6 separate regions of the Homo sapiens genome follow, and all the other regions are linked to region 6. A link is a loop called in an ENCODE intact Hi-C map of the cell type or tissue named here. Cell type or tissue: mammary epithelial cell. All regions are shown on one strand.

Evidence for each region. Peaks named below come from ENCODE experiments on the same cell type or tissue, not always from the same donor. Only the 100,000 strongest peaks of a DNase experiment are listed, where the experiment ranks them.
Region 1: it touches region 6 in a loop (4-fold over the local background); 3 of 110 quality-filtered maps call a loop at or near these places.
Region 2: a loop joins it to region 6, with 24 times the contacts of the local background. A loop is called at or near these places in 4 of 110 quality-filtered maps.
Region 3: it touches region 6 in a loop (18-fold over the local background); 3 of 110 quality-filtered maps call a loop at or near these places.
Region 4: a loop joins it to region 6, with 6 times the contacts of the local background. A loop is called at or near these places in 14 of 110 quality-filtered maps.
Region 5: it touches region 6 in a loop (8-fold over the local background); 9 of 110 quality-filtered maps call a loop at or near these places.

The regions. Positions count from the first base shown.
Region 1 is chr9:79,024,030-79,029,029 of GRCh38, reverse strand. No RefSeq gene overlaps it. Among named protein-coding and RNA genes, the nearest start is that of LNCARSR, 540 kb to the left of the region's middle. RefSeq lists an enhancer at 1,887-3,086. In mammary epithelial cell, no CTCF peak of the experiment used is centred here; a DNase peak (open chromatin) is centred at 2,529; H3K27ac peaks cover 3,437 bases.
Region 2 is chr9:78,701,348-78,706,347 of GRCh38, reverse strand. No RefSeq gene overlaps it. Among named protein-coding and RNA genes, the nearest start is that of PSAT1, 410 kb to the right of the region's middle. In mammary epithelial cell, a CTCF peak has its summit at 2,029 (motif pointing right); no DNase peak of the experiment used is centred here.
Region 3 is chr9:78,779,498-78,784,497 of GRCh38, reverse strand. No RefSeq gene overlaps it. Among named protein-coding and RNA genes, the nearest start is that of PSAT1, 480 kb to the right of the region's middle. In mammary epithelial cell, CTCF peaks have their summits at 523 and 2,616; no DNase peak of the experiment used is centred here.
Region 4 is chr9:78,437,008-78,442,007 of GRCh38, reverse strand. All of the region lies in intron 2 of LOC107987083 (a long non-coding RNA gene), which reads right to left. Among named protein-coding and RNA genes, the nearest start is that of PSAT1, 140 kb to the right of the region's middle. RefSeq lists an enhancer at 1,104-4,720. In mammary epithelial cell, a CTCF peak has its summit at 2,359 (motif pointing left); a DNase peak (open chromatin) is centred at 2,347.
Region 5 is chr9:79,127,275-79,132,274 of GRCh38, reverse strand. No RefSeq gene overlaps it. Among named protein-coding and RNA genes, the nearest start is that of LNCARSR, 440 kb to the left of the region's middle. In mammary epithelial cell, a CTCF peak has its summit at 2,201 (motif pointing left); no DNase peak of the experiment used is centred here.
Region 6 is chr9:78,599,941-78,604,940 of GRCh38, reverse strand. No RefSeq gene overlaps it. Among named protein-coding and RNA genes, the nearest start is that of PSAT1, 310 kb to the right of the region's middle. In mammary epithelial cell, a CTCF peak has its summit at 2,810 (motif pointing left); a DNase peak (open chromatin) is centred at 2,540; H3K27ac peaks cover 582 bases.

The sequences.
Region 1 (5,000 bases), 420 kb before region 6:
TTAATGGACTCCCAATGCTTTTTCCCCCTGCAAAGACTGTTTTTAAGACATTTCACAGTATTTTATACATTATAAATGGATTCCATTCTTGGCTAAGTAATTCACCTAATGGACAATGGATACAAAAAAGCTGTAACTCCAGGGACATTAAATTGGTTCTTAACTCTGAAAATTACAGCTTTTACAAAAAGAAGAAAATACTAAAAACATGTCTAATGCAACACTGCATCTAATTTTCCACTACCTCCAGATTGTGTCTAAAAGCTCCTAAACTTCTTAATGACACAATATGTTAAAATTGCGTTCCTTTATATTTAGATCTCAGAAAGATCTCACCCATTTTATAACCCTAAGGAGGGCTTACGAGCAAGGAGAGCTTGTGTGTGTGTGTGTGTGTGTGTGTGTGTGTGTGTGTGTGTGTGTGTGTGTGTGTTGGGAGGCAGAGGGAGGAACAAGTGGAAGGTGCTACTTCTATCCCAAGAGACTGTGAATTCTCATACTGAGGTAGGAAACTAACACCCTGTGTGGCATCCTTTTTCACTCACCAAGGTGATTACAAATCCACATTTCCATTTTAAGCACTGATCAATGGTATTTCAGTAAGGGAACAGAAGAGGAACAGAAAAAATTGCTTTCAAGACATACCTAGTATGTCTTAAGCCTTAAGACCAGCTTTTAATTTGATAACACCATTATTCAGATCTGTTTCCATTCCAAGAACATGAGCAATTCTCCCTGAAGCCAAACAATACATTCAAGCAGTCAGAGTAGAAAAATTATTCCACTGAACTGTAAATACAAAATGCTTCACATTTTGTCAATTCACGTGTGACTATAATAAAATACGACCAGTGTCTGAATGCAAACAGTCCGTGAATTGGCACAGATTCTAATAATGCTTACCTTGTAGTTAGTTATTTTATGAGCTATTCTAATTTCAAAGACGACTGTTCCCCACTCCCCTTCACCTCTCCCTTCTCCTAAAGAAATAAGTGGTTCAGAATACTATCACTGTAACATAAGTCCCTCCATCTAATCCTTTTATCTTTTCCTCTACCTTACTTTGAGATTAGTAACTTTCTTCCTCCAAGTAATTATTTTCTTGAGATTTCTCCCACATCTTTGCAAATAGCTAACATAAGAACAGCATGCAGAGATGCCCAGCTGATCACTTGGGTGTTTTACTTTACATCGGTTATTTGTGTTTGAGAAAATAATATTTCATTCTAGTTTTTACTCACTCCCTTTTAAACTACTGATAAATCTATGAGAAAGTCTGTACATCTTTCAGAGAATCTGTGTTTCTTTTAAATCAGCACCCTTTGACCACTTAAGTCAATAAAAACTTCTCTTTTCCTAACAACTTTTATTATTCTAAATTGACTTATTATAACAGAAACTTACCTAGACTGGGCATTTTGGCTGTGTGGATTTGAGCACTTCATCTTTCTTGTAATACATTGATAATGTGCAATTTTTTATGCTAAAGAAAAAAATACATTGCCAGCTTTCATTCCCAACTTCTCTCTTAATTTGCACCTATTCTTTCCTTAAAGGCTGCATGTTACCCTCTAGTCCTCAAGGAGAGCACTTGATTTTCTTAAGAAATTACATATTTCTGTTAGAAGCTTAGTTACCCTGTTCCTCCCTTGATTGGGTCTGTGAGATTTATCACAAGTGAATTTTTCCATCTTGTTCCTTAAAACTTCTTGGATACGTTTCATCATCAATGGCACACACTGCACCTCCGTATTATGCGAGGTAACTGCAGTAAACATTTCCCATCATTTTTACAAACATTATTTATGTGAAAATAGGCCTTACTTTCTCCACATTCTCATGCCCTTTGTCCCCTCCCTGCATTACCTATTATCTGTCATTTCCCAGAATTCTCTTGAATCTAAACATCTGAAATAATTTCACCATCTATCACCACCATCCAACATTTTCACAAAAATCCTGTGAATCCTAACTCCTAAATATCTCTAGAATCTGCTCCAAGTTTTCCCTCTTCCCTATAATTTTATGCACCCATAATGATAACTAATATCGATTACAAAGTTATAGTGCATTAATGTTTCATTATACTTTATTTTATTGTATCAAGTCATTCTTACAGTAGCTACTGGCACTCCTCTACTCTATAGCTAGCTAATTGTTTGAGGTCCCCAAATGAAGGCAGTAATTAACGTTTGAACCTAAGCAGACTGATTTCAGAGCCCATGCAACACAGTGTTCCAGCTTAGACTATTCCAAGATGCTCCAAATTGCGCTTCCAAGCTCTAGTTTCAGCTTCATCCCTTTTCTCCTCCACAGAGCCACTGAGCTGACTTTCTGAAACATGATTCTGAAAAATCATCCGTCTGCTAAAAAAAACTTCAGCAGCTTCCTGTTCTCTACAGGGCACTGCCCACTCTTCTCAGTGAGCATAAAAAGCCTTCTGCAGTCACACCTAACCTCTCCCACATGTTCTACCCCAACAACACCTGCTGCTCCAGCTACTGAAAGATCACCATTCCTTGGAGACATGCCCTTGCATGTCTTTCTGCCCAGAGTCACGCTCTGCCTGCAGCACTTTTCTCTGAACTCACTGCCTGGAGTGCTTCTGCTCAGCATGTGCACTGCTTGTGCACACCTGGTCATGAGCATCGCCTCTTTGATGAAGACTTCCTGAAATGATTTTGCACAAATCACTCTTCCTTCCACTGGGTTGCCTGAGACTTCTGTTCACAACTCTATTAGCGCACATAGATCTCTCTCCCTGATGGTGAACATGTCAAGGAACAGCTTTAAGGTCTTTAAGATCTTTTCTGTCTCTCCAGTGCTTCCTATATAATGTGATTAGTTAATAAATGTTCATCAAATAATGACCAAATCCTTCTCCCCTACCCCTTACCTTTCTAATATTATTTTTTCCTTGAATAAAAATCATAGGCTTAAAGATAATACCCAGGGATCTCTAATAAAAATATTAACTTTTAGCCAGACAGAATTTACACCTTGAGGGATATTTCATAAATTCTTTCCTTGAGTCACTCTTGGTTCCTCTCACTGAGATGTCTGATAATCTCTCAGTTACCAACCCTGCAGCATGGTGATCTCAAAGTGTGCTCTGGGAACCACTGGGGCCCCTGATACCTGGAGGTCTGTGAAGTCACAACTATTTTTGTGGTGATACTAGAAACTTATTTGCCTTTGCACTCTTGTTCTCTCATGAGTGTACAACGGAATTGTCTAAAAGGCTACCTGACGTGTTGATATTCTCAATCTGTTGGCTAATGGAATGTGTGCTTGTACATGCTTATGTTTTAGAAGTTTCTCAGTTTTATTTCCAATACAGTAAATATTAATAGTAGCTATATTCCACATAAAGAAAAGCTCTTTGGGTACTTCAAAATAATTTAATAATATAATAGGGTCCTAAGACCAAAAGTTGAAGAACCACGTCTCCAGTAGTATGCTGGAGAAAATTCTGGCGTGCTAAAAATGACATACAGAGTAGAATCACAATTTCAAAGTTTTCATGTGTATTTTTATTGTATATTATCCATCTTGCAATGCATCCTGAAATTTTTATTTTATCATATTTGAAGAATCTTGTCCAAAATCTACTTTCTGCAAAGCAATGTTGATCGTGACCCAGAATGGTGTGCTTTTATAGGGGATTATAAACTGCTTGATGGTTAGTTCCAGTATCTACCCAGTTATCAAAGTTAAACTGACTTCTCTACAAATATAAGATTTGTGCATTTTAAAAAGTAAGGAAGCACATAAATTTTCTTTCTTCAAGCTCCTAGAGAACTCAGTAATAGTGTCCCATAGTTTTCTTTTATTTATTATACTGATTTCTGAATCAGTCTCTGAAATATTTAATCTGTTTTTTAATGCAACAGGAAAAATTTATAATTCCTAAAGTTTTTTTTCATTTAGTCTAAATCTATAAACCTTTTTCAAGGTTATACCCTTTTCAAACAGCTCCCTTGCATTTTATAATTATGTACATTTTAAAATGAATTATCCTGTCTTTGTGTTCTTATATTTTCTTAAATGTAGTAACAAGAATATGTGAGAAAAAGTCTATTCTAGGATAAGCCTTTATGCCTTCTAATAATCCAGATTTAACATTTATGATTTTTCTTATGTAATTTCTTCTTTCACTAAGGCATACACAAAAAGAAGTGCTAAGAAATTTCTACTTATTTTGACTTCCTAAAAATATCATGCATATATTCATCTTGGCTAATCTTTCTGTATGAGGTTTCAAATAGATTGTGTTATAACATTTTCACTCGAATAAAAATCCTTTATGAGTTTTTACTGAGATATTAAACTTACATGGGACTTCAAATGCTTATGAGGGAGTGTTTGTTTCTTCTCAAGGTGATGCACTATAAAACAGCCTACCTCAAGAGATGATGTGATGAAATTCAACAAAAATAATAAATAATTAGGAAACTTAAACGTCTAATATCTACTGGAATCTCACGGAGCCTTCAAAAAACTGCATTGATTCCAGCAAAAAAGTAACAAAATGAATTTCCTCCCACCATTATCACTCTCACAAACACATCTAACTTTTGAAGATGTAGCTGGATAAGGTAGAAAAAAAAATCTAAAAATCTGATCAAGAAACCACATTGAGATAAGTTTTGTCAAGTTGGAAGCTTCCAGGATTACAGGTAATTCTCGAGCTCATTGCCATGATAGACTCTTTCACACGTAGCTGCCCTTTAGGGCTCTGCAGGACCCCACATAGACACCCTGTTGTTTCTCACATTTTCTTGTAATTTGAAGAGATAAATGGTGCCAGCTGGCTCCTGTTTGACTCAAGGCAACGTGATATTCAGCTCCTCAAAAACTTGGTACACACCTTAGAAAACTTGCCAGAAAGAATGAAGAGCAAGGGGTGTGTGTATTCAACTGGGGAGAGAAAAAGTCTAGAGGAAGAAATACCTGAATCAAGTCGCTGGAGTAGCATTCTTTGGGAATTTAATATGCAA
Region 2 (5,000 bases), 100 kb before region 6:
CAGGGTGACTATGCCAATATGATGGCTTCCACATGGAGTTCTCAACAGCATAACTACTGATATTTTGACCTGGGTAATGCTTTATGGTAGTGGCTGCCCTCTGCGTGGTAGCAGGTTTAGCAGCATCCCCAGCATTGGGGCAGTAACATCATTCTCCCAGTTATAACAACTGAAATTGCAAGTTGTCTTCTGGAGGCCAAATTCACCCTGCTTGAGAACTACTAACATAGAGACTGTGTACATCATTCTTGAGCAGCCTCATCAGAGTTCACCTTCAAACCTTTCACTGGGTGAGGTATCCCCTTGCTTAGTCTAGATGTCACCTGGGTGGGATATCTGACCCATCCTTTACCTACTGTAGTCTTTTTTACGTGCAGCCACACTAACAGTTGTGGTTCTCTTTTGAACTATCCAGGAACAGTAGAAAATTGGAATGAGGGTGATCCTCATCTTTTTCATTAAAGATATGACATCAGCATTCCTTCTGCACTGCTACTGTACAATATTTCAGTAAAAATTTAGCCTTCAGAAATTCTAGGCAAGAAAGTGCCATCTCTATGTCTGTAGGCATCCCCAAAACTCCAGGGTATACATTTCAAAGTCTCCCAAGAACTCTTTTCCATGCACTGCTCCATACATTACACAGCTCAGCAAGGATTCAGGGAAGGAATGAGATGTCTTCTCCTCCTGCCTCTCTAAAAGTATATCCCAATCAGTATGAATGACTCTCAAAGCCCCTCTCTTGGCTTTAGGGTAAAAATTCACTCCTCTATTCTTCATGATGGGGAAAGAAAACAATCACTTTTCATCTTTGTATTAGTCTGTTTTCATGCTGCTGATAGAGACATACCCAAGACTAGGAAGAAAAAGAGGTTTAATTGGACCTACAGTTCCACATGGCTGGGGAGGCCTCAGAATCATGGCAGGAAGCAAAAGGCACTTTTTTTTTTTTTTTTTTTTTTTGGGAGACAGAGTCTCGCTCTGTTGCCCAGGCTGGAGTGCAGTGGTGCGATCTCGGCTCACTGCAAGCTCCGCCGCCTGGGTTCACGCCATTCTCCTGCCTCAGCCTCCCGAGTAGCTGGGACTACAGGCGCCTGCCACCACACCCAGCTTATTTTTTAGTATTTTTAGTAGAGACGGGGTTTCACTGTGTTGGCCAGGATGGTCTCGATCTCCTGACATTGTGATCTGCCCACCTTGGCCTCCCAAAGTGCTGGGATTACAGGTGTCAGCCACCATGCCCAGACAAAAGGCATTTCTTACATGGTGGCAGCAAGAGAAAATGAGGAGGATGCAAAAGCAGAAACCCCTAATAAAACCATCAGATCTCATGAGACTTACTCACTATCAGGAGAACAGTGTGGGGGAAACGGACCCCATAATTCAAATTATCTCCCACTGGGTCCCTCCTGCAACATGTGGGAATTATGGGAGTAAAACGCAAGATGAGATTTGGGTTGGGACACAGCCAAACCATATCATTTTGCCCCTGGCCCCTCCAAATCTCATGTCCTCACATTTCAAAACCAATCATGCCTTCCCAGCTGTCCCCCAAAGTCTTAACTCATTTCAGCATTAACCCAAAAGTCCACAGTCCAAAGTCTCATCTGAGACAAGGCAAGTCTCTTCCACCTATGAGCCTGTAAAATCAAAAGTAAGCTAGTTACTTCCTGGATGCAATGGAGGTACAGGTAAATATAGCCATTCCAAATTGGAGAAATTGGCCACAACAAAGGGGTTACAGGGCCCATGCAAGTCTGAAATCCAGTGGGGCAAATTCTAAAGCTCCAAAATGATCTCCTTTGACTCCATGTCTCACATCCAAGTCACACTGATGCAAGAGGTGGGTTCCCATAGTCTTGGGCAGCTCCACCCTGTGGTTTTGCAGGGTACAGCCCCCCTCCCAACTGCTTTCACAGGCTGGCGTTGAGTGTCCATGGCTTTTCCAGGCACACGGTGCAAGCTTGTCGGCAGATCTACCATTCTGGGTTCTGGAGGATGGTGGCCCTCTTCTCACAGCTCCACTAGGTGGTGCCCTAGCAGGGACTCTGTGTGGTGGCTCCAATCCCACATTTCCCTTCCGTACTACCCTGGCAGAGGTTCCCCATGAGGCCCCCACCCTTGCAACAAACTATTGCCTGGGCATCCAGGTGTTTCCATACATCTCCTGAAATACAGGTGGAGGTTCCCAAACCTCAATTCTTGACTTCTGCGCACCCCTAGGCTCAACTTCATGTGCAAGCTGCCAAGGTTTGGGGCTTGCATCCTCTGAAACCATGGGACAAGCTGTACCTTGGCCCCTTTTAGTAACAGCTACAGTGGCTGGGATGCAGGGCATCAAGTCCCTAGGCTGCACACAGCATGGGGACCTTGGGCCTTGCCTGCAAAACCATTTTCTCCTCCTAGGTTTTTGGGTCTGTGATGGGAAGGGCTGCCATGAAGACCTCTGACATGCCCTGGAGACATTTTCCCCATTGTCTTGGGGATTAACATGGGGCTCCTGTTACTTATACAAATTTCTGCAGCTGGCTTGAATTTCTCCTCAAAAAATGGGTTTTTCTTTTCTACTGCATCATTACGCTGCAAATTTTCTGAACTTTTATGCTGTTTCCCTTTTAAAACAAAATGCTTTTAACAGCACCCAAGTCACATTTTGGATGCTTTGCTGTTTAGAAATTTCTTCTGCCAGATACCCTAAATCATCTCTCTCAAATTCAAAGTTCCACAAATCTCTAGGGCAGGGGCAAAATGCACCAGCCTCTTTGCTAAAGCCTTATAAGAGTCATCTTTGCTCCAGTTTCCAACAAGTTCCTCATTTCCATCTGACACCACCTCAGCCTGGACCTTATTGTTCATATCACTATCAGCATTTTGGTCAAAGACATTCAACAAGTCTCTAGGAAGTTCGAAACTTTCTCACATTTTCCCGTCTTCTCAGCCCTCCAAACTGTTCCAATCTCTGCCTGATACCCAGTTCCAAAGTCGCTTCCACATTTTCGGGTATCTTTTCAGCGCCCCACTCTACTGGTACCAGTTTACCTTATTGGCCTGTTTTCACACTGCTGATAAAGACATACTGGAGTCTGGGAAGAAAAAGATTTAATTGGACTTACAGTTCCACATGGCAAGGGAGGCCTCAGAATCATGGTGGGAGGTGAAAGAAACTTCTTACGTGGTGACAGCAAGAGAAAAATGAGGATACAAAAGCGGAAACCCCTGATAAAACCATCAGATCTCTTGAGACTTATTCACTACCATGAGAACAGTATGGGGGAAACCTCTGCCATGATTCAAAGTATCTCCCACCGGGTCCCTCCCACAACAGGAGGGAATTATGGGAGCACAATTCAAGATGAGATTTGGGTGGGGACACAGAGCCAAACCATATAAAGCTTGAATATAATACTTCTTAGAAGACTGCCAATCTCAGTAGTTATCTCCCTTTCCCAGTAATTATGGGCCAAATGGTATCCTTAAAAAATTTATATATTAAAGTTTGAATGTGATTGCATGCAGAGAAAGGGTCTTTAAACAGGTAAGTTAAAATCACATCATTAAAGTAGACATCGTAGAGTGGATCTTAACCCAGTAAGACTTGTGTCCTTATAATAAGAGGAGATTAGAATACAGACAAATACAGAGGGAAGTTCATGTGTTCAAGCTAAGTCAAAGGGAGGTGGCAACCTACAATTCAAGGAGAAAAACCTCAGAGGAAACCCAAACTGCTGATACCTCAAACTCAAACTTGCGACCTTTAGAACCATGAGAAAATAACTTCTATTGTATAAGCCACACAGTCTGTGGTACTTTGTTACAGCAGTTCTAGCAAACTAATACACACCAGTCTTGGGGTGGGGGAATGGTTGAATGAGAAGGGCAGGTTGTGTCTCTGCTTATTAAGCCCTAGAGAGGTATCTAGCCTCGGTTTTTTGTCGCTTCATTTAAATAAGGAACACTTGGACCTTCTTCAACTCTGAGATCTTATCACCAATTCTGGAGCAATAGAAAAAGAAAATTCCGACTTATTGTCATGTTATATATGCGTCTAGTGGGATTTTAACAGCATCCAAAAGGAAAGCCAAATTTTCAGCAATGCAAAGAGAAAAATGGCTCCTTTGTTGTCCATTGCTGCTATACATCTCATAAACACCACTTAAGGCAATAGCACCTTGCCTATATGAACCTGGGTGAAGGTTCTATGATGCAGTGACATGTCTGCTCAGTGATTTCATGGACGATATACCATAAACATGGCTGACTTGTGAAATTATCTCTTTGCATTGCTGGCTAGAAAATTGTTTTCAAACACTGGTCAAGGTCTGGATGGCATCCTTCTAAGTAGACATAAATCACTACCTTGAGTGCTCTGAACAATACTGAGACAGGAAATGATCTTGGCAGTCACTTAACCCAATCCTTCATCTGATGTTTCAGTGACTTCTTTCTGCCTATGGCCATGTTAGGTTATACATAAAGCAGAATGCTTGATAAATATAACCAGACTAGGATTCCATATACAGAAGTCCTATCCAGAGAGTGAATGAAGCCTTATGCATTTTCACACCTAAAACATTGTTTCTAAAGCTGGTCATCAAGATTCTTGGTTGAATAAGAAAACATTATCTACATTTATACTCTACTCCCTCAACACTTTACCATTCTACACCCACTGTAAGACTGGGGTCCACTAGTGAGTAGCATTTAGAGTAAAAAGAAGACACCACAAGAATTTGATAGTCTATTCGTAACCTAAGAAAAGCAGTTTGTTGAATATCTGACCTTGGGCAAGTCCATTAACCACTTTTGACTTTTTGTTTCTTCATCTTAAAACAAGAGGATAAAGAGTAAAGTAAAAAAAAAAAGTAAATAGCCATGAATGTTGCTTTCAGTTGTTAAATTCCCCAAATCTCACAATATGTGGTGTGTGTGTGTGTGTGTGTGTGTGTATTTTTTTTTCCCAAAACCCTTCATCCTATACTATTCTGCTCATCTAATTTTGC
Region 3 (5,000 bases), 180 kb before region 6:
TTGACAACTCAAGAATATGAGACAAAATTTTTGATATTAGCTTCTGTAGTCATTAGTAGTCATATAGAAATAATGCACAATTTCTCTGGGCTCATAGGATCAATTACCTTTTACTTCCATTTACTTCTATCTCTGGACATAAGCAAAGAGCAGAGAGTTACTTAATCTTGATTCATGGCCTTCATACTTGCTGTTACCTTTTTCTGAAATTTTTTTTTACAGGGCTGACTCTTGCTCATCCATCGAGTCTCAACTTTCATGAAGTGGCTTCAAGCCAGCCTTTTCTGCTCACCTGTTACGCTTCTCCTTCTAAGCACATGGTAGCATTGCTCTTCCTGGGCCCCTTGGGATCAGGTGCAGCCATGGAACTAGCACTTTCCAACTGGTTGTGAACAGAAGTGATGTGTATCACCTCCTCACTGGAACATCAAGTTACAAGACCCCCTTTCTTGTTCTCATAACAACCATGGATGCTTTCAATGATGGCAGCTACTGCACCCTGAGCCACTAAAAGACTAGGAAGAAAAGAGGCCCCTGCTGGTGGATCATGAGTGTGCAACATGAAACTATTTTCAACTTTCAGTTTTCAGGGTCATTGCATAACCTGGCCCAGTGCATCACAAATTTTAGGTGCAAAGGAATCACCTAGAGAGCTCCTTTCCCAAAGAGATTGATTCAGTAAGTCTTGCATCTTTAGATCAAATTTCTTGTAGATGTTTGGAAATTTGGATTTCTAAAAACCTCCTAGGTGATTCTGATGCTCTCAGACCACACTTTGAGTAGCACTGACCCTGCCAGTCCTGCCTGATACATTCTCTCATCTAAAGTACTACCTCTCTGTTGCTAGTCAGGCTCCATCTTATCACCATTCCACTTGTTCTATATTGCTTACACAACTACCATTATGTATTTACAAATTGTCTATCTCTCCCATTATGACATAAACTCCATGAAGACTGAGACTTTGTCTTTTTGTTCACTGTCATAACTCCAAAATGCTGAACAGCATCTAGAACACGTTGGTGCAAAAATAATTGCAGTTTTTGTCATTACTTTTTTTTTTTTTTTTTTGAGACAGAGCCTCGCTCTATTTCCCAGGCTGGAGTGCAGTGCCACCATCTCAGCTCACTGAAACCTTCGCCTCCCATGTTAAAGTGATTCTCTTGCCTCAGCCTCCCAAGTAGCTGGGATTACAGGCACCTGCCACCATGCCCAGCTAATTTTTTTGTACTTTTAGTAGAGACAGGGTTTCATCATGTTGGCCAGGCTGGTCTCAAACTCCTGACCTCTGGTGATACACCTGCCTTGGCCTCCCAAAGTGCTGGCGTCACAGGCATGAGCCACCATGCCCGGCAGGTTTTTGTTATTAATTTTATTTCCAAAACCACAACTACTTTTGCACAAACCTAATATAAACTAAATAAAGGAATGGATGAGTCATCAAAAATTATGTTTTAAATATCAACTATTCATTCTAATGTCTGTTCAGGCCCTAATCTCTCAAGTACCTTCTTTTGATAATGAGACGCTAAAACAAAAAAACACATGAGCAGCTCTAGCTAAATGAAGCCTCAATTCCATCCATCAACCCCCTTTATGGGTTCAGAGTCATTTGAAGGGGCCATCAGTAGAGGTTGCTGAGATCGTGTATGTAAAATGACTCTCTTCTCTGCCTTGACTCCAAAACCATGAGGACAAGTGAAGCTACAGAAGCCAGGACTGCAGAACAGAGTTGGATTTTTCTTTGCATGTGTTTCTTCCTCAGATCTCCATGGAGGGGTCAAGCCTTTGAGGACACAATGCCCAGACTCAGCATGAGAGTGCTTGTCAGTGAACCATGCCCACTGGTAGCCCAATCTGTATTTAAATTGCATGCAAATTTTATGAGTTTTGTATAAGCAATTGTCATTACATAGTCCCTTGTCTTTTATATAGATCCCTATTGGGTGCTGGAAAAGATAGCAGAGGAAAAGCCAGCATTAAGAAGCACAGCCAGCACACGGTCAAGCCATCATTCATGACCACTGCTGGGTCTACCTATTTCACAAACAGGATTTCTGCTGACACCGGAAAAATCCATAGCATGCTCACGGATCTTCCTGTAGTCTCTCAATCATTTCTCAGAATTAATGGGGAAAAACCTTTTGAATGTTTGCTATATATAGGAACCATGTGGAAAAATTGGAAATCATCTAGAGATATTTAAAAGGAGACTCAGATTTACATACAATGATATGTTTGAAGTTTGCTTTGAAATACTATATTCTCCCTTACCCTCTTCCCCCACCAGAAAACCTGTGGAGTAACAAAAATGGAATAAATACGATTTGCCATGATGTAATAATCACCTGATGAGTTCTTCCTGCCCACCACACAGACAAAATCAATTCACCAAGACTGTGACATTGCAATAGAGAAAGACTTTAATTGACGCCAGTCTGGCCCATGGGAGAGAACTGGAGTTATCACTAAAATCAGTCTCCGTAAAGGCTCACGGTTAGGGTTTTTATGGACAATTTGGTGAGTAGGGAGCTAGGCAATGGATGCTGCTGATTGGTTGGTGCTAAAATCATAGAGGTATGAAAAATGGTTCTCATGCACTGAGTTCACCTCCGGGTGGGGCCTCAGGACCAGTTAAGTCATGAGTCACTGGTCCTGGTAGGATCCTTCTGGAAAAAATTCTTGCAAAAACAATCTACAATAGTGATGCTATTATGGGAACAGCTAGGGAAGCCACAAATCCTGTCACCTCTGGCCACATGACTCCTGAGTGGTAAGGGATTACAAAAACTACACCTATTTCTTATCAGAGTTCATGCCCTTCCTATAGTCCTATTCTTGTAGCCTTTCATTAATTTAACAAAGATGGTGTTTGTTCCCGAGCAAGCAGGGAAGATTTAGGGGGGATTATTATCATCCTTGCTTTCAAGTTAAACTATAAGCTAAATTTCTCCCAAAATTAGCTTGACCTCTGTCCAGGAATGACCAAGGACAGCTTGGAGGTCAGAAGCAAGATGGAGTCAATTACATTCAGACATCTCTTACTTGTCTCTTACTTGCAAAGGATGTTTCAATCAGTTAGCAACTGTTGAAGCAAAATGAAAAACTGGGGGTTAAGTATGAGATTCTCTCTAAATTTGTGTGCTTGAACATTTTTGCAATAAAAAGCTTTTAAAAATTCACATGCAGTATATCAAAAAGAAAAAAATCCCAGAGCAATTTACTAGCTAGGAAAACAAGCAGATCCCACAATATCAAAGGTAGCCTCTATGAACCTGACATGTTTTCAGAAAAATAAAAATTTAAATTTAAATTTTTTTTAAAAGGACAGCCTCAGGTGGTTGCTGGGATGGAAGTGCATGGGTATATTTTGACATTGTTTACATTCTCTATATTAATACAGTATAATAGAGCAAAGTATATTCTCAACAATTGTCAGTGTGGGAAGAAATGCATTTGTAAAAACTTGTTGTCTTTAATGCTTGATATTTCAGAGTTATCCTTAGAGTAAAATCAAAGATATTTTCTGTGTTGAAGTAATTTTATATGCTCCTGCTGTTAAGCAAGATTTTCTTTTATCTCTTCTGCAATAATTTTGGTGGGGAAACTTCGTACTTGAATTTTTAAAAAATGCATGGAAAGTGTGTTGCCCCAAATTCCCACTTTAAATAATTAATCATGTAAGTGTTATCACAAAAATGTAATGTCAGCTGCAACTTTTACTAGAACTAATTCTAACTTATACCTAGATGGTGACTTTATATTTTTAATGAAAAGAAAGTTTAAACTAAAAAAAAAAAAAACTCAGGGAAATGGATAAATAGATGTTGCAAATTAACTTCATGATTCTAAACGCTTGCTCACCCTACACGCCCTGATTGTCCAGCCCTTGCCCATAGTAGAAGGAGAGAGTTGCCATAATTTGTAGGCTGTCCTTCATAACTCCTTTGCACCCAGGGAAAAGAGCCAGTATGGGAAAGAAAGAGGCTCCTTTTGAGAGTCAGTCTCAGGCTGGAATTCTAGCTCCATCTCTTCCTAGTTGTGTGACCTTGAATGGCTTACTTTACCTTCCTAAATCTCATCTGTAAAACAGGGAACGATATTACCTCTTCACATCATTGAATCACAGTAGAGTATTGATTAGAGAAGAATCTATGGTTTGGGAGGAGAGGAGATTGTGCTACAGAAACTTTGCAGGGCAGCCTGTCCTTGGGGTGGGGGTTGGAGGGAGGAAGACAAAATGAGAAAAAAACAAGAAAGCACTGGGATTGTTTGCATTGTTTTGCCTCCAGGAGGAAGGTAGTCAAAAGCAAAGAAAGACTGAGAGGTCAAGCCCCAGTTCTTGGTTTAGTCTGTACTGAGCATATTCCATTACCCAGATGCCCTGGCAAGATGCCTCTGATTTATGGTAATTGCATGATAATGAGGCACCACATGAAAATGAAATAAGCCATAATTAGGGGTGACACCAGAGTCTACTTAGCTCTACTTGGGGAAGAATCTGGGAAGGTGATTGTGCATGTCATAAAGGGGAAGAATATGAGTTACCTATTAAAGGGTCAACTTCAACTATGCACCTAGAAGAGAGGTTTATATGCCATCTGTAACTACTTCTACTGACTGTGTTTAGTCAACATTGGGTAATAAACTTATGTTCTTGTATCAAGTTTATGCCACTGTTATTGCTTAGAAGGAAAAGCCAAAAATAAGCAAGCTAGGGCTTAGGAAAGAGGATGCTAACTCTCTGAGTGCCTGTTAGGGGTTCAGAACAATCCAGGGAGTGAGGTGAAGACAGAGACATAGCAGGGAGTCAACAGTCCCACTTCTACAGAGTTGCAAAACTTAAATAAGTTAACGTATATGGGGTACTTGGAACATAGTAGGCTTTCAACAAATGCCAGCTCATATAACTATCATTGTTGTTACTACTATAACTGCTATTCTTCCAATCCAGATATAAGCTTCTTCCTGCTTATAGACTCTGCTTTTGCCTTCAACCT
Region 4 (5,000 bases), 160 kb after region 6:
CCCACAGCGCAGTGGCGGGCTGAAGGGCTCCTCGAGCATGGCCAGAGCGGACGCCGAGGCCGAAGAGGTGCTGAGAGCGAACGAGGGCCGCCCCTCGTTGTCACCTCTCACAACCACGCTGTCTCGTAAAAGGGCTGATGTTACATGTGACAAAACAATTAGAAAACAATATAGGGTGTACTGGACATCAGTTATTTTTGCTGCTCAATATCCATTTACCACTCTTTTGATTAAATAGAAGCCAGTGCTCAGTGGGCATATTCTGGTGCTGATGTTTCTACTTTCCAGGCTCAAGAGGTAGAAAATTGTGATCCCACCTGGCCATTGGGACCCTGATCTCCACCAACCACAGGGCCAGCTTCAGGAACAGCTGGATCCACCTGCTCCAATGAAACAGGTCTGATCTTTGTGGCCTTGGCTCCCATTTCAGGCAGCTGTTCCCACAAAGTAGCAAAGATCATCACCAACAGTTGTAAGCACATAACCTACCAGTTTAGCAACCCCAACAGATTTCTTTTTAAATACTTCTTTCCCCAAAACTCCAATAAAAGTCCTGAGCTGAATATGAATTGACCACTTTTGGTCACGTCCCTTTCTTGGAACCAATGGCGTTGCCAGATAAAATACAGGATGCCTCTCTAAATTTGAATTTCAGATAAACAATACATTGTTTTTAATATAAGTATTCTCCATGCAAAAGACATTAATAATAGTAATAAACATAATAGTAGTAAAAAAAAATCATAGTTGCTTATCTGAAATTTAACTGAGTATTTTGGTTTGTTTTTGCTGTTGATGTTTTGCTAATTCTGGCAACTCTTAAGAGCCAATCAACACAGCCAAGAGAGGCGGAAGAGGGTACCTTTAGGCCAGAGCTGGGATACGCACCCACCCCACAGCAGGAAAGTAGGGTCACCTCATCTAAGCCACATGGGCTGATATGGGGAAAAGGATAGGTCCCCAAAAGAAAACCAGGTACTCCTCCAAGGAGAGGGGGGATGGATGTTTAGAAGCCAAGACAACAGATGTGCGCTAGAATTGAAGTGGGTCCCTCTAAGGAAGAAGAGCATATGTTTTTGGCGGAGGTGAGGGGCCTGTGGACCAGCTGAGTGGGGAAGAGACAGCCTGAGCCCACTCCTCCTCAACCTTCTTTGTGTTTTTACCCACACACATTTGCCAGATTGCTTGAAAAAGGCAACAGCTGTGGAAACTGACAGTTTACAGTTGTGATAAATCGCATTAGTAAAGTATTTCAATTAAAGTGATATCTAACTAAAAAACAAGAAGGCATCTCTGAACAAATAAATTAGTCCTTCAATTTGTGGAGCCTTTGTGTGGAAGATCTCAGCCCTTACCTACTCTCCTATTGTTCTGCTTTTCTCCAGGAGAGGGCCTGCCACAGGGTGTGGGGATGCTTCATTATTTCCATTGAGGAAGGGGCGAAGACTAAGGATGCATGCAAAAACACAAAATCTGTAACTAGGCATTTATTTCATTCCCTTTGGGTATTTCTTAAGCACTAAAATCCAAACTCAGTCTCAGATTTGCTGTAATTTCCCTCATTGTGTTTCAGGAGAGAAGGCATTCAAGAGTCTCCCTGTGGGGTCCGCCTGTCCGGCCCCATCAGCGGGGTGGCCAGGCCCCACAGGGCTGTGTTCTCTTTCCTAAGCCAATTCATCTACATCTGTAACACTTTAAAAGGAACTCAGGGGCATGTCTTCCCCAGCAGATGCTTTTTCCTCGGTTTAGGGTTTAGAAAGTCATTCTCCTGCACAAAATGAATGGCCCAGAGACTCACTGAGCCCCTTGTTCTCCTAGGGTCAGGGCCAGCATAACCCCCAGACCGCAGGGGCCCAGGGCCCTACAATGGGCTCCACGCCTTCACCTCCCTTCCCTTCCCACCCCTCCTGCCCACGAAATCACATCCCCCTCTCCAAATTCTCCACTTCAGCTTAATTTTCAGCAGATCCATTACCCTGCCAGTTAGTAATTCAGGACTAATTAGGTGATTGCTTTCATTTATGGTAGCAATTGGGAGGGGGGATGAAATGGCATTGCCCCTATTCTTGTTGGAAAAATAAATTACGCCCATTGTTACTGGAGATCTTATTTTTCCCCCAATCAAGCAAATTAGCAGCTTGGTTCATTTTCCCAGCATTCACTCCTGAGCAGACGGCAGCGCCCTGGAATGTGGCTTAGAGCTGTGTGGTCAGTGCAATTGTTTGGAGCTGTTTGTGCCAACAATGAGAGGACCCGGCTGTCTCCCAAAGGACGAGTGGCACTTGTCTTCCTTAACCCAAGGAGTTGTTGCGAGCGGCAGCCAGGCCGGGCTTCTCAGGAAGACGTACACCGCCATCTAGTGGACACCGGGGATAACTGCAACGTGTTCGTTCCCTGCGTTTTCTTCTGGTCAGTGAGGACAAGCAATTATGTTTCTAGTAAGTTACTAAAAATAGGGTGGATTCTTTCAATCTCCGGGAGCGAGGAAATGTTTGCCTCAATAGCTGTAATGAAAGTGCAATTCAAGGCTTGCATAACGTCTCTTTTCTGGGTAGCTCGCCTCGGTACTGATTTTCTGGTCCAAAACAGGACTGTTGGCATGGTCTGAGTGAGGTGGGGCAGTTCTCCCGCGCTCAAGTCTAAACAGAGGACTGAGAGTGTCAGTACCTCCAGGCAAGTGGCTCCTTTATCTCAGCAGCCTCTCCATCATCATCACCCGTGTCTCACCATAGCAAGCCTATTTCTGAAGTGCGTGAAATACAGGCGTTCAAAAGCTGGCTTGCTCACACCCAGGGGCACAGCCACTTCCCAATGGAAGTCAGAGCCCCCCCAAATCCTAATACTGGGTGCTGAGGGGGTGCTCATTCTCCACCCCCTAACAACATATGCTTTCATGTCTTTTTTCTTTCCACTCATTCTACTTACAGAAACAACACATTTGTCTCTCCCTGGTTTACAACGAGAACCATGATTTGCCTGGGGTTTGTGAACAGGAAGGATAGCAGTGGGGGAACAAATACATCGCAGTATGGGTGGGATTCGGTCAATAGTTCTCTACCACGGGCGATTTTGCCCCCCCCGCCTCCTCCCCGGAGACATTTGGAAATGTCTTGGTACATTTTAGGTTGTCACAACTTGGGAGGCCAATAAATATTGTCCAATGCCCGGGAAAGTCCCCCCACCGCAAAGAATTATTCAGCCCAAAATGTCAATCCTGCTGAGGTTGAGGAAGCCTGGTTTAGGGTAACAAAGATTGCCCTGCAGTAATGGGGTTATGATAACATTGATTGTCCTCAAATGAGCCACACTGCAGAGACTAGATAATTCATCCTCTCCCAAGTCAGTATTTACCACCTTTTTTCTTTTAGACTCTTCCATTTTAAACATAATTTAGCTGTCTTTTTTAATTTTTTTTGTGTGTGCCGCTGGGAAGAAAAAGGATTGAAAGGGGGGAGGGGAAGGCGACAGAAAAGGAGGATTAGAAGCATGACCTGTTTCTCCTGGAAGAGCTCGGCACATTCCTGTCTCAGATGTGCTTTGTGACCGAGCAGGGTACAATTAAAAGCACAATAATTTGCTTGTTATTCAAGTCAGGCATTAGTCCGGGTAATGGCGTGCTTGGTGGAGAGATGGATTTCCTTGTTAGGAGCTAAGCACAGGATTAGCTGAATTCTCCATGGAGAAATCTTGATTTGTTCAAGGTCTTTCATGTTTTCTACAGAGAAGGGATTATGTCTTCTTAAAGAGGTTCCTTGCTTAAAAAGCTACAAAGTATAAGAAAAGGATTTAGGGCAGAGGGGCCTGTGGTTAAGTAGCTGAGGGGTATAGGGAATTTTAGAGCAAAGGATTATTTAAAGCCATAAAGTTCAAAAAATAATTGGTTTAGCACTACTGGGTCAGCGCTGGCAAGTGCGCGGTAAAGGCAGTTAAGCATGAGCTAATATTCATTTTACTTTGACTAATTATTGCATGGGTCCAGGAGAGAGACGCGAAAGAAAACATGGCCCCTCCTTGGCAATCAGAGCGTGCCTTGTTTTTAGTTTCTTTGCCTTACAGGCACACTTATATGTTGGGATGCCCAGAATCCATGCATCACAAGGCCCTTATTACATAAAACACAGGAAAATTGTTCTCTCAAAATAGAACAGCACATGCCGTGCTATCCCAGTGACCAAGAATAAACCACTATTAGTGTTAACTCTATTGATTTCATCAGCCAGAGAGGACATGAAGTAAAACAATCCTGACTGCACCCAATGCCCCTGCCTAAGTCTAGGTGAGCAGTTCTCAGCCAGGGGCAACTCTGTTCCTCAGGGGACACTTGGCAATGTCTGGGGACATTTTTAGTTGTCACTACTGGGGAGGTGCTGCTGGCATCCAGGATGCAGAGGCCAGGGATGCTGCATAACATCCTACAATGCACAGAATAGCCCTCACCACAAAGAATTGTCTGGCCCAAAATGTCAACACTACTGAAATTGAGAAATCCCGGTCTAGACAGAGGTGATGTTTTACTTTTAGTTAGTTAAAGGATTTCAGAATTCTCCCTTCCCCACATCCATAACTGATGATTATCAGATGACCATAATTATTGTTGACTGCCACACTTTTCTTCCCCTTTTCAACACTGGGCCTTGTTACAATTCTGGAAATAAAGTGCTGTCAAGGGAAACCTGCCCTCGGTATGCCAGGGCCATCCAAGATTTGTGGTTGTGCCTCCCTACTCCTTCCACAATGGACACACACCCAAGAAGAATAAAGCTGCCTTCTCTGCAATTTCCCCAGATTCTGAATTTTGAAGACTTTTCTTCCCTTTTCTAAGATTACTGTTCCTCCCTGCATGACAAGTGTTCAGTTAAATCATTTGTCCTGCGGCTTTAAAGGAGTTAAGAGCCCACAGCTTCAAGATATCCATTTTCTCCCTGGTGACTGATGATTCTTATCCCGAGGGAGGTGAATGCCTGGGACAGGAGCTTCTACAAACCTAGTTAAAGCCAAAG
Region 5 (5,000 bases), 530 kb before region 6:
AGAAGCCCTGCTATGTTATCCAGGGAACCCTTCCTGTTGAGTGAGCCTCAGGTGTTCACACTGTTACTGCCCTAGAGGAGTGAGGCTCCCTAAGCTCCCAGGATCTCTGACACACCTGAGCTGCTCTCTACCCAGACCACCTCTTGGCGCTGTCCCTGCAGACTGCGCATGGGAAAGCATATGTGTTTGGGGAAAAAGGAAGCCTCTCTAATCTGCAGCCTGACTATCTGAGAGCAGCCCTCGAATCCTGGCAGCTTAGATTCTCTGATGATTACTGGGACAGAGGCAGAAAGACAATGTGGGAAGCAGTTTAATCAAGGCAGTTGAGGAGCTATCACCACAGAATAAAGCCATCCGCTGTGTAGCTCTGGACTTTTGGTCTTCCTCCCTGAAAGCTGCATTTCCTTGTAATTCTGGTTTGAGGAGTCACAGCTATTCTTTGAGTCAGTTGTAGAACGCAGCGGGATAAGACATTAACAAGCTTAAAAGGTATTACCTGCCTTGCCTTACCAGGAGGTTTGCAAAGACTGTAGGGGTTTCAGTAGCTCTTGTACTTTCCTGAGGGAATTAGTTAAAATTGCCAAGGTGGAAAGTATTGATTTAGATTAATCTCACTTTGCCAAGCAGGAGAGCCTCATTACTCTGATTGGCTGACCTAACCATGCTGCCCTTCTTGCTCCAGGAAGGGGTGAATGGGGGCAGGAAGCTTCTGGTTCATAGCTCTTGATGGATAAGTAACATAGGTCATTATCAGCCTTTTGTGAAACCTGTAAATGGCATAGAATGAGCTTGGAGGGCTAAGCCAATGGGAGGGGTGGCGAACTATGACATCCACCATCCTCAGCATGACAAGAAACCCTGAAAAGGAATATGCAAATACCATGTCATCTGAGTGCATTCATTCTTCCCGGGTTCTCTTCAAATAATGACCAGCTGATGTTTTAGGTCCAGATAAAACCAGCTGGAAAAAAGCATTCTTTACAGATGGTAAAAGTCTTTATTTGTTGCAAAGAGGAAAACAACTACAACCACAAATGGGACTTCTTATAATTGATTCTAAATGACAGTTTGCTGTTCTAGGCTTTATGAACCATCTCTATACTAAAAGTAGAAGGGATGCCCCTTTCAGGGAAAGCAAATTATTGGAAATAGAACCCTAAAATAGTGTTTCTCAAACATAAGGGTGCAACCAAATCATCTATAGACCTATTAAAATACAGACTCTGACTTAGCAGATGACGATTCTGCATCTCTAACAAGCTTCCAAGTGATGAAACTGGTCTAGGGAACATACTGTGAGTAGTAAGGCCTTAAAAGAGATATATAATACATGAAAAACTATTTGCAAACTAAAGGCCCTGAACCATGCAAATTACTCAAATTATTCAACATAGCATATATATTCACTTTCAGTTTCCAGTCATATTTTGTTAAGACTTTGTATCAAATTTCTTTCCCTTTTGCTTATCTGATCATCTATGGACAGCCACCAGGCTGCCTGGCACAGCACAAGGAACCTAAAATGGTCTTTGCTGGTCATGGACTCCACATTTACTCTGAGATGTCTGGTTTTGTTTTGTTTTGTTTTGTTTGTTTGTTTGTTGTTTTTCCTGATCATGAGGAAAATTTACAATGACCTCACTTTCCTAAATGCATACAGGCATTTATGCCATCATTGTTGCTTTTTGTCCCCAAATTAGAATCAGTTTCTCTCCAAATCTTGGAAATGCTTGCCTCTATAGAAATCTGTTTTTGAGAAAGTGCTATAAAAATAATGTGGTTATTTTGTCTGAATCCATTGGAACTCTACTCTACGTACCTGAACATGGAGTACCCCGATGAAGACATGGACATGAACAATTAAAAACCCCACGAAACTAAAACCACCAATCTTTTGTTTATTTACCAAGCAATTGACAAGCTATGCAAACAGATAACTCTAAAAGATTTTTAAAATTTGTATAAAATTGTTAATAGGTACTATTTCCAGGCATAATTACATATTTTAAATAGAAAGAGAAGAGGTGGGTGTTTCTGAAATCTTGAGCAACAACTGGACCCATTTTTAGTGATTTAGACACACATAATTAGCAGTTTAATTTCCTCTGTGGCTAAGTTAGTCCTAAGATTTCATCTAATAACAGGCACAATTTTATAGCCAGAAGCAAGTTTCCAGAGCCAGCTTCAGCTCAGCACTGCCCTCTGCCGTTTTCCAACCAATTTACGCTGCTCTGCTCAGGGTAAAAGCATCAGAATTGCAAATTGCAATTGGGCTGCACAAAAATTAATTGTGAGAGAAATGGAGAAGTATAATTCATTTAAAACTCTCTTTAACGAGGCTTTTATTTTTAGCTGAACAACAACAAAAAAGCATGAAAGATTATATTCCGAACCGCCTTTTTTCTGGTCTCTCAGATAATACTCATTATCATATTAGCCTTGAAGCTGGTTTCCCCTTCACACCACTTAGCACAATTAAAGATTATGTTGAATATTTCTATGCAAAGAATGGCCCCAAAGAACTGTTGCTCAAAACAGCAGTTGTTACCCCTTAAGTAGTCAAACTAAGCATGATATGTTTTATGTCTGGCAAGCCCAATTTTGGCTTTAATTCCAAATCTCTTTATGCAATTATATTTTAATGGGAAAATAAAGTTTCTTCTATGCCTAGAGGGCCAGTCCCTTTGTGTTAACACTGAGTGCGACTGACCACCAAGAGTGGAAATGTGTCCTGAAGGTTCCTGCTAATGAGCTGACAAATGTCAAAGCTGTTCTGTTCCAAGTCTGTCCTCCTAGCCTTCTCTTTTCATCAGGATGGGGAGATTTGACAATTATATCAGTCTTTTTATTCAAAATTCAGAAAGGGCTATGTGCTGTGTGCAGAAATGCTATCATTATGTTACAGAAAGTTGTTGCTTAAAATAAGAATCTGAAGAATTTACTAGGATATGGAGAAAACAAATGAATATTCTCATTGGAAATGCAGGTAGACTGAAAGCCCAAAAAGCAATGGCAGCCCAGTGCATTGAAGCTACACGACCTGTGTCCTTCTGTGTGTCCTGCTAGCTAGCTCCAACAAGATTAGCCGGGCTGAGATGCTGTAGATAAAATATCCATGCCACCAGAGTCTTTTACCGGAATTTATAAAGTTTTAACTTAAGTGAAGGCTGGGGTTCATATGTCAGCTCTGGTGCTGTATTAGCTCTGTGGTTTGATCTGGAGAAACTTTCTTCTACTTCCTAAGTCTCAGTTTGCTCATCTGTAACATCAAGGTGATAACCTGACTCATCTAACATGGTTGTTATGAGGTTTCAATTATAATAGATACCTTGTGAACACACATGGAGATGGGCACCCTAAATTTTCATGGATTCTGAATGGTAGGTACAACAAGACAGCTAGGAGAGGGATGCTGGAACAGAGGTAAACAAAGAGCAGACTCATCTCTCTGACAGTAGCTGAGATCCTGGGCTTTCTGGTGCCCAGGCCTGGATTTAAATCCCAGATCCACCATTTTTGATGACCTTGGGAATGTTCCAAGAACAGACTTGGAACAGAACAGTTTTGGCATTTCTCAGCACCTTAGCAGGAATCTTCAGGACAGTTTCAAAGGAAACTCAGTGCTCTCATCTATAAAAGAGGGTTAATGGTGATTCCAACTCATAGCATTATTGTGTACAACACAAGAAAAGTCATCACCCTAGGGCCTTATTCACCTGAAGTGTGTCAACAAGTAGGAGATGTTAGTATGGAAGGAAGCTGGTTTGGGGACCCTTGGAATTGAACAATGAGAACACTTGGACACAGGAAAGGGAACATCACACACCGGGGCCTGTTGTGGGGTGGGGGAAGTGGGGAGGGATAGCATTAGGAGATATACTTAATGTTAATGACGAGTTAATGGGTGCAGCACACCAATATGGCACATGTATACATATGTAACAAACCTGCACGTTGTGCACATGTACCCTAAAACTTAACGTATAATTAAAAAAAATGGCATCCTGATAATTTTGTGTAGGGGAAAAATACTAAAATGCTGAAATATTTTTACCTCCCACATTTTCTGCAGCTTTAGAATAAAGTTTTATTTCTCTTATTTCAAAAAATAAAAGAAATATCGTGACAACATTTTGGTTGCCTTTATGTCCTTGCATAGCATAGCTAAATGTTCTAATCACGATTTCTCTGTTTTAGTTCATAATAAGGTTAGCTATATTTCATCTAACAGGTTAATAGTGGCAAAGAGAAACGAGCTGCTTAGGGAAAAAGTCTGATCTGAAGATCTAGAAAATCTGCCAGTGTCTGTAGAGCTGTGTTAGGCTCTATGCCCAGTGGCTAAGGAAGAATCTTTACAGCTGGTTTACAGAATTCTTTGGATTCACAACAATGACCTTGACTATTATCACCTCATATTTTCCTCCTCTTTTAAAGGGCAATGACCCAACGAATTTATAGCTCTGATTCTGGGACAACCAAGAAGGAAGTACCTTGCTTCAAGCTTTTGTCTGGCATCTGGTACCAATGCGACTTAAGGAACAATTAAGAAACCTCCTGGGAGGAAGCGGAGCTGCCCATTTTCCTGCACTGCCTCCTTCACTGTAGTGTATTCCCAGCAGAAAAATAAGAGATGGAGAGAGACTTTCAGGCTGGCCAAGTTTTAGAGGGCCAACAAATGGTACTTTTCTGTGCGGCCGGAGTTTTAAACCAATTAAGAAACAGATGTGGAACAGACAGATGGAGATCAAAATATTAGCTTTGTGAGAGGTCAGAGCTGAATTGGCGATATGGCATTAGATCTATGCCCATATGGGCTTTCTGGTACTTCAGCTCAGAAAAAGATGGACATACCAATCAGGGACAGAGTTAAACCACCCACCTCCAAGCCCTGATACCATGTCTGAGGGCAGACCAGCACTAAAGCCCTGCACCCAGGCAGGTGTGGGAAGAGGGAAAGGGAAGGGCTGGAGTCAGGCTTTTCCTGCTGATTTTAGAACTCT
Region 6 (5,000 bases):
GGTGCCTTTTTCTTCTTCTTCTTCTTCTTTTAGGAACATAAAAACCATTTCGGTTCTGATGTTTCAAAATAGTGATGCAGGAAATGATCAGTGTCCCTCTTAGGAGAAAACCTGTATCCTGGTGTACGGTACGATATGTCTGATCCTGAAAACGCAGACAGAGTCAGGTGGCAGAGAGTGATTCATCAGAAACAGATCCTCTCTGTCTTACCCCTGTCTTACTTTTATAGAGGTTTGTCTTAACACCTGTTTTCTCCTCCCTCTGACCTAGAAGTGGATCATTTTCCTGTGAGAAACTTCTCTCTTTCTGGATAACTAATCACCCCACAGGCTAAAGCCTGTTACGTAAAGTGTGGTCCCCTGAATCAGCATCACCCAAGAGCTCGTTATAAATGCACAATTTCAAGCCTAGCCTTAGACATTCTGACTTACAATCTGTGTTCTAACCAAATCCCTGGATGATGGCTGTGCATTTGAAGGCTTGAGAATCACTGGTCTAAAGAAGCTATGTTTTTTCACTTTTACATTAAATACAGCAAAATTTAACATTTCCACTATATATTAGGATATTTTTAAGAAAAAAATGAGATTTTCTGCATAATAGTTCCAGTGATAGTCTCCTTGTAGTTCTGACAATCGAATGTTTTTCATCTTCATATCCACAGTCACTAATCCAGTACCTGGTGGAGGGTTAGTACAAGATAAATAGTTGTTGAACTATTCATGAACATATGTTGAATTCACAAGAATGAACAAATGAATGAGAATGAAGAAAGAAATGTGATGTGTCTCTCAGTGATATAGAGAGCCAGGACTGACGAAAAATGAGAAAGCTGGCTCAGAGGACAAGCCTCTCCATTCATTTTTTATGGATATTTAATAGTTACATATATTTTGGGGGTACATATGATTTTGATACCTGTATACAATGTACAATGATCAAATCAGGGTAATTGGAATATCCATCACCTCAAACATTATTCTTTCTGTTGGGAACATTATAACTTTTCTATCTATTTTGAAATATACAATAAATTGTTGTTAACAATAATTTCCCTGCCATACTTTTGAATACTAGAACTTATTTCTTCTAACTGTATGTTTATACTTGCCCATCAACCAACCTGTCTTCATACCCTTCTCCACACCGCCTTCTTCCCAGCCTCTGAAAACCATCATTCTACTCTCAATTGTCATGAGATCCACTTTCTAGCTCCCTCATATGAGTGAGAACATGCAGTATTTGTTTTGCTGTGCCTGGTTTATTGTCCTTAACATAAGGACCATCTGTGTTGCTGCAAATGACAGGATTTCACTCTTGTTTATAGCTGAATAATATTCCATTATGTATATGTACCACATTATCTTTATCCATTTATCCATTGATGGACACTTAGGTTGCTTCCAAATTTTGGCTATTGTGTATAGTGCTGTCATAAGCATGGGAGTGCAGATGATATCTCTTAGATATAAGGATTTTCTTTCTTTTGGATATATGACCAGCAGTGGGAATGCTGGATCATATGGTAATTCTATTTTCAGTTTTTTGAGAGTCCATTTTTTATTGTCTAAACTAAATGCTCACACCACCAAGTTGATCCCATCCTAAGAATGGACTGAGACAATGCACTAGGTGGGGCTTTTCCTAGAGCATCTCTTTCTTTCCACGTCTTGGTCATTCTCCTCCCATTTCTGCTGCTTACTCTCTCTCCTCTCACCATCATACAGAGTCTCTCATATGTTTGTTTGTTCTGATCATCAGTCTCCATCTCTTAAAATCCTGTGCTCAGCCAGATAGACTAAAGTATCTGAAAACCAACACACTAAAATGGAAGTGACAGTTAAGAAGAGACTATGTTGAGGGCTATTTCTTGACAACCTGGAAATCATACCACCTAGGTAGTCTATTTTATCTAGGAGGCAGATCAGCTCTATTGCTGCCAAATTAACACCAGAAAAAGGCAAAGTAACTTTCCTACATGACGTTTATGGAAGAGATTTCCTTATGTAGCTGCTTCTTCTCTAAAGCCTGGCCCCTCAAATTTCCAAGGAATGTGTTTCCATAATGTGACCACCTTGGCTCGTGTTTAGACACTGGTCATAAAAAAGTATTTGTGGGGAAGACTTGCTTCCATCTTATCTCAAAAAAATTAAAACATATAAATTTAAATGTAGGGCAAATTTGATGGGAAAGTTAAAGACCAAAGCCATCTGAATCTTCAGGCTGAATTGTTTTTTAAGCCTAAGACAAGGACTTGGGAAATAAAATTATCTTCTTCCAGTGATTACCTTTGGAAACAATTATTTCTGGAGCTTTCATCTATGGACTGCCATGTTGTGACTACTTAATTGCTGCCTGAAAAATAGAAAGCTGATTATGTGTTTTTATTTTAAGGTAATCCTTTGACATTTTGAATAGTTACAAAAATAGGTTGTTTTGTGAGTTGCTAGCGAGAACCAGCAGGAAATTATTTCATTCGGGGGCAGATGGTGCTGGTGACTATACAAAAAGGGCTGGGTAGACAGCAGGGCAAGAGTAGACAAGTACACACACGCACAGAAGCTGAGGATGCCACAATTCTATGTTGTCTGAATTCTCAGCCTGCATCTGTATACCTTAAATAAATTATTCATAGATTTCCCACATCCAAGTTAAAAAGTGCTTTCAGAGTCAGGGTCTCCTCCCCACAACCCACCCACTATAAGTTTTAATATGTAATTGGAGAGCATGTAAAATAAATGGAAATGTCATTTGGCTTGTAACAAAAGACCTAAATCATAACGGATTATTGAGCGGCATCTTGTGGTCCAAAGTGAGTATGACACTCACGGAAAGCCAGTTGGCTTGCTGGCATGCCACTCCAAAATGTGTTAACGTCACCTCATATCTGGCTTTTGATAAAGTTAATAAGGGGCTGTGCAAGGTTATCAATGCAGCCTTATCATTATGCCACCTTAAAATATTTTTGTGAATGAGCATATTAACTTATAATTAATCATCATGCATTAATGTAAATGTATCCATGTAGGCACGTTTAATCAGCGCTCTTTCTCTTTCACAATATTTTAATAACAGAGCACTAAAGGAGACTTGCAAGATATGAAGTAACAAGAGCAGTGTTTATAATCTAAGCCACTTCAGCAGAATTTAAAAATTAATGTTTTTCTATGAGATGATATATGAAACCATTCAGTCATTTACTAAGTAAAATCCACTTTCTCTATATTCTACAAAACCATAGGAAAAGAAGAAACTACCCCTCCTTAGTATCTTTCTTCCCTGTGTCCCAGAGAATCATGTGGATTTTGACTATGAAATAAGTTAATGGACCTTCATAAACAGAGAGACAGAACCCAGACACAGCAGCTATATATCCAATAGGCTTTTTTTTTTTTTTTAATTCAGGCTCTTGCTCTGTCACACAGACTGGAGTGCAGCGGTGTGATCACGGCTCACACGTACCCTTGAACTCCTGGCTCAAGTGATCCTTCCACCTCAGCCTCCTGGGTAGCTAGGCTCAGCTCAGGCGCACTGCTGTGCCTGGATAATCTTTAAATGTTTTGTAGAGACAAGGTCTCGCTATATTGCCCAGGCTGGTCTCAAACAACTGGCTTCCAGATATCTTCCTACCTCGGCCTTCCAAGATACTGGAATTACAGGCATGAGCCACTGCAGCCGACATCCAGGGGTGTTATTTTTATAAGACAGTAAGACAGCCAGCTGACTGCCAGTTCAATTTTCAAAAATCTATTCAATATTTTAAAATTTCTCATTGTAGACATGATTTGGCCACCATGGCATCATAAACAAAAAAAAATACCTAAACAAAGGCAGAATATGAGCTATCAAGTCGAAACTCAGATATCAAAAAAGTACTGAGGGCATTCAGTAGTTCTAATAAATTCTATATTATTTCTAGCTCAAAATATTAATGTGTGGGTCAAAAATCCCAGTATATGCTGGGAAAGCATTATTGCTTTTCACCAACCTACTATAACAAATTGCTTACGCTTTCTGGCACTTTAATTCTTCTTCTGAATAAAGAGAGGGCTTTCTATCGCTAACACATCATATTATTTTAAATTTTGTAAGCTCTGACATTAAAAGTGCTACCGAAAACAAAAGACACCTGTGTAAATAAATTTGCTATATGTATCAGATAAGGTCTAAATGGGGGAAAAAGCATTCAAATATGTAAAGCAGAAAGAATTTAGTACAGAGAATTGGTGACACTGGTGATAGAAGAACTGAGAAGCTCAGTGACAAATGTCAAACAGTGAAGCAACCCAGAGATTAGCAACAACAGGAAGCCAATACCACCCCTTCTTTTTTATTTTTATTATTTATTTATTTATTTTTAAGACAGAGTCTCGCTCTGTTGCCCAGGCTGGAGTACAGTGGCATGATCTCAGCTCACTACAACCTCTGCCTCCTGGGTTCAAGCGATTCTCCTGCCTCAGCCTCCTAAGTAGCTGGGATTACAGGCACCTGCCACCACTCCTGGCTAATTGTTGTGTTTTTAGTAGAGACGGGGTTTCACCATGTTGGCCAGGCTGGTCTCTAACTCCTGACCTTGTGATCCGCCCGCCTTGGCCTCCTAAAGTGCTGGGATTACAGGAGTGAGCCACCGCGCCTGGCCACCACCCCTTCAATAGAGGGACAACTGGAGGAGGCAAGGGAAGAGATATTCCCAAGGCCACAGAAGAAAAGATGAAAAACCATGACTTCTTCCTTCCACCAATCCTCTGAGCTCTCTTCAGTGCTTCCCACTGGCTAAATACTGCTGGAAAACAGCATGTTAACTAGTGACTCTCCAAGAAAAACAAGCCCTGATTCGTAGCATTTGCTGATTTCCATAGCATGAATACTCTCACTTGGCAAATTTCAAGCTACTGCTTGTATGCTCCATGAATGTGAAGTTGAGGAGAGATGCACAATGATGGCACACTGTTATGTAGTGTTTCCCATAAATACAGATATACCATAACCTCTAGAGCGC